Linked DNA regions of Homo sapiens: region 1 is linked to region 2. A link is an interaction called in ENCODE POLR2A ChIA-PET data of the cell type or tissue named here. Cell type or tissue: MCF 10A. All regions are shown on one strand.

What was found. ChIA-PET counts read pairs that join two places held together with the same protein. Peaks named below come from ENCODE experiments on the same cell type or tissue, not always from the same donor. Only the 100,000 strongest peaks of a DNase experiment are listed, where the experiment ranks them.
Region 1: POLR2A ChIA-PET joins it to region 2 with 5 read pairs; 4 of 35 experiments call an interaction of 5 or more read pairs at or near these places.

Annotation. Positions count from the first base shown.
Region 1 is chr4:147,102,423-147,104,922 of GRCh38, reverse strand. No RefSeq gene overlaps it. Among named protein-coding and RNA genes, the nearest start is that of TTC29, 160 kb to the right of the region's middle. In MCF 10A, no CTCF peak of the experiment used is centred here; a DNase peak (open chromatin) is centred at 1,182.
Region 2 is chr4:147,049,337-147,051,836 of GRCh38, reverse strand. No RefSeq gene overlaps it. Among named protein-coding and RNA genes, the nearest start is that of TTC29, 100 kb to the right of the region's middle. In MCF 10A, no CTCF peak of the experiment used is centred here; a DNase peak (open chromatin) is centred at 1,156.

The DNA.
Region 1 (2,500 bases), 53 kb before region 2:
TAACAGATGTCAGCAGGAAGCCCAGAGATGGACTCGTCACAATTTAGTGTTTAAATCCAGCCTGAACAAGTCACTGTGCCTAAGGGGCCAATGAGGGTCCAGAGGATACCTCTTGTCTCCTCTGTCACCATCTGATCATATAAGCCACACTCTTTGCTGATAAAGCCAGAGATGATCTAGAGTGACATTTAAGAGACTGAACTTGACCTCATTCATGACCTCAGAGATGGAGCATTTACCAAAGGGATATTTTAAATTATTGAGTCAGACTATATTAAGTTTTTTTCCCTTTCATTATCCATCAGGTAGAGGCTTATGAGAAAGATAGACTCAATTATAAGGAGGAAGTGGAAATCTGTACTTTCTTTACACATATTTATAGTGTGAATAAATTTGTGATTTTCTATGCTATTATTAACCAAGGGTTTACACCCAGGATCTAGACATGACACGCTGGTAGTGCTTTTTGATGAGAGATGGTTTTGACATTACATATTATAGTGGCTTCATTCACAATGTCAAGCCTAACTCACACTTGTGTTTGGCATTTATCTCATTAACAAACAAAATTAGCCCAGTAATTTTCACTGGCAAATTAAGAGACCATGGGACTTTTGTAGGAAAACAGGGTGTCAATTTTAAAATATTACTTTTAGGTAAGTTGCACTTGAATCTCATAAAATTTACCTTTCGCCCTGATTTGATATGATCAAATAATATTTGGTTATTTGATAGTATTAATACATGGCAATTTTTAAAACATCGCTCCTAACCAGTTTTAGAATTTCCTCTCACTCATCTTTTAAGGAAAATAGTTCTGTGATTTGTTCATGGCCAATGTTAAAGGGTCAGGTAGCACTATAGATTAAGGGAGGCAGAAAATTTACAGAGAAAAAACTATTTCCATTGTTATGAATTTAATGTTGGAAAAAACAATTTCCATAGTTATGAATTCAATGTAGCTCCGCGCCCCCCACCCACCAAATCAAATGCCTATGGCTCACACGGTTTTCACGTGTGTTCTACATTTCTCGTTGAGTCACAGACGGGAGCAGTGAACCCTGAGGAAACTCAGTACACATTCTAAGGACAGTCACGCCAGAAGCTTGCCTCCCCAGGCTTCATGCAGCCCCAGTGAGTCAGGCAGAACTTTCCCAGCAAAGCAGCCTGTGTGTCACAGTGGACCAAGGCGAGCTCCTGCTGTTATAAATAGATTCTTAGTGGGACTGGGAAGGGCATGGAGACACCAGAAAATATAGCAGTTCTGGGTGGGGTGGCAGACTGAGGACAGAAAGTGGTAACAGACTATGATGCAAGTTAAATTGATGCCAGAACCTAGGCTTCTGCTATTAACAGTGTTTCCTTTCTCAGAAGGGACTAACTGGGCAGTTCTTTGGCTCCAACTGACTTCTACCCCCCTTGCTAAATCATTTGATTTCTGCTGGCTCGCACCCTCTTTGCTTCTTCCTGGCAAGCTCTTGGGCTGATTTCCAATCGCTTCCCCTTGTGGGTACCCTTTTCCAGGGTTACTTGAGGTCGTGCAGTTGTTTTGTTTCTTCACAGACTTTTAGGCAAAGTTATTCCACATGGCTCTTTAAAGGCCACCCAAACTACAAATTTCTTAAAAATATATGTGCATATACATGGGGAAAAATCATAAATTTGAGTAAAAATGTTCATTATAAAACAAAGCTAAAAAAAAAAAGCCAGTGGCCCCCACACCAAATCTGAATAGACTACATGGTCCAAATTTTGTATTATAACCTTATAGGAATAGATTATGTTTACATTACTATACAAATGCATAGACAAAACTACAATAGCAATATAAAACCTGGAAGGAAATATAAGAAAATATTTATAGGAATCTACCTCATGTAGTACAATTATAAATTATTTTTATGGTTTTCATTATAATTTTCTTCACTTTCAAATTTCTATAATGGTATATATAAGTTTTATAGTAAAAACTATTTAAAAACCACCAGTTGTTTTTTTTTGTTTCCATTTTTACATCAGCTAGTACATACAGTTTTCTAAAACAGCAATAGCTGTGTGCAGCTGGTGGTATATGGTGGGTGGGGTGGGTGTAATATAGGAAGAGGAATGTAGAAAAGAACAGTATGTTCAGAAGAAATGAATTGAGGCTCTTGCTTTAGACATAAAGTATTTTACACAAATTGCCCAAGACTTCTCATTTACAGTCGGTCACAAGCTATAGTGAATATTGGCTGGGTTTTGGCAATGCTGAATGCAATTTTGCCTTTCTTTTCTTTCCTTTTCTTTCTTTTCTTTTCTTTCTTTCTTTTTCTTTTCTTTTTTTTTCTTTTTTTCTTTTTCTTTTTTTTTTTTTGAGATAGAGTGTCGCTCTGTCACCCAGGCTGGAGTGCAATGGCACGATCTCGGCTCACCACAACTTCTGCCTCCCGGGTTCAAGTGATTCTCCTGCCTGAGCCTCCTAAGTAGCTAGGATTACAGGTGTCCACCACCACACCTGGCT
Region 2 (2,500 bases):
TTTTCTGGAAACTGCTTTATATTAGTTTTCTGTTGTTGCTAAAACAAATGGCCACAAATTTCGTGGTTTTAAAAAACACAAATTTATTATCTTACAGATCTAGAAGCCAGAAGTCTGAAATGGGACTCACTTGGCTAAAATCAAGGTGTTTGGAGAGTTCTAGGGGAGAGTCCATTTTCTTGCTTTCTAGCTTCTAGAAGCTGCCGGCATTCCTTGGCTTGTGGCCCCCTTCCATCTTCAAAGCCCAGAATGGCCAGTGGAGATTTTCCCACATCACCTCTCTGGTTCTGTCTCCTCTGCCTCCCTGTTCCCCATTTACTGACCCTTGTGATTATATTGGGCCCACCTCATTAATCCAGGATAACTGCTCATCTCAAGGTCATCTAATCAGCAACCTTAGTTCCATCTGCAACCTCAGCTTCCCATTGTTAGATAACATAATATATCCCAGGTTCTGAAGATTAGCACATGCCCATCATTAGGTGGCCATTATCCTGTCTACTACATGTTTCATTTCTTGTATGGGAAAATACAACATAGCAAAGAATGTTTAATGGATTGGTACATGCAATTTGAATTCTGCATTTGCATTCTGTATATGTAGATATATGCATTGAATATAGGTCATTTTATGTGTTTTGTCCTTCTATGTGTATGGCTCTAGGAAAAACCATAAATTTACTTCTGTGCAATCTTTTCCATTAAAAATACCTCCTAAATCTGTAAAAATTTTAACAAGAGACTTGTGACATCAGCTGTATCAATCTCATTTGGATTGTTATACATGTTGATAAGCAGCAGTGAGAAGTGAACTTTAAAAAGGAAATCTTGAGAAAACTCTTATCATTAAAAGAAATTGTTACATTGATATAAACTTTAGCACTGAAAAAACAATGTTTTGGTTGTACTTTCATCGTTTTTCTTTCTGTCACTGATGCCCTGCAGGATTCCAGAATTCCTTCATTGCTTTTGGCATTGCTTTTTTGTCAAGATGCAAATAGGTTGCAAACAAACCAGTAGATTGAGCTTTGCCATAGCCCTTCTAATGGGTGTTTATTCAAACCCAAAGGTTTAGAAGGTGCATTGCTTCATGACTGTAAGTGATCTAAAAATAGTTGGGTAACCTTCCGTGCACAACTTAGGAACTTAGAGTTCATTCCTGTCATGTTCTGCTGAAACATATCAAGACCAGAGCACAGTGCCAAGAAATCTGAGTCTACCCAGATGAATTGGGTGTGAGACAGCCTGGAAAAATAAAAAGCCGCAATAAGGTTTAAAGTGAAGTGGATGGTAAATTTTTTCCCTTTAGAGTAAACTTAGATAAGGGCAGAAAGGGCATAAGGTAAACCACCATGACTTAGCTCCATCAAGAAGCACTCCAAAGCAAAAGAACAGCCCCAACACAGCTTTAGCACTTCTGGTTTCCAGAACACAGTTGGATGTAATGTCAACATCAAGGAACTGACAAAATGAAGCCTACTGGTGTGAAAGGAACATCCACCCCACTCCTTCTAAAGAAGCTTCTAAATATCAGTTGTCTAAACCTATTGATAAGCATGGATGCATTATTAATGAAGCCAGCAGCCTGCCTGGTGCTACTCAGATGGTTCAAGCATTTAGTAGGAAATATTTCTGTGAAGTTCTGCACAAAATAATGACCGCATCTGTCTTAAATCGAAACAAATGGCTGTTGCAAGCTCTGGGGAGGCTGGGAGCAAGCAGCTGCTTTGCAGAGAAAGGCAGAGGGCCACCACCTGCTGAAGACAGGCGAGCAGGCAGCGGCCACTGAATATTGACTACTTAATAATTCAGGATAACAGGAACCCCTGGCTCTTCAAACATGGCACTGCCCCTTCATCATGGGCTTTTCATCACCCTAATGAGTTACTCGATGAATTGGATGCTAAAATGTCTTCCAGCAATTCTCCAAAGTCTAGGACTCAAACTGCCACAATGAAAGGTTCTCCTTTGCAACAAAGGGTCCATGTTCTTATTTTATCTGTCTCTTCTTTTCTTTTTTTCTCTTTCTTCCTCCCTGTTACCCTCTCTTCCTTCATTCTCTCTTTCACTTTTTTTTACTTCCACCCTGCCATTTATGTCATGAGAATGCCAAGTAAAATATTAAGTTAGAAAAAAGCTTTAGAATCACCATTCTCCACAAGCTTCTGATACAGTAAATTTAAAAAACAACAAAACGATGCATGTTGGTCCAATTAGTTTTCTACCAGAAACATTTGAAGAAGTTCATGTGCTCATTGGAGCTTTTTCTTTGGAGCTTCCCATAGCCAAGCTTTCAGATGAATGCAACTTCCCTGTCATTTCACAAAGGAAGAGATAAACACTTGGGTTCAGCAGAATGATTTCAGCCAACAGGACCACCCTGAGCCACCTATGAAGCTGATTCTTGTGACTCATAAAGACCCAAACTACAATAGGGGATTTGAGATTTAATTGGTCACACAAAATGGCAACGTGGACAAAGTGATATTTTTATTGACTA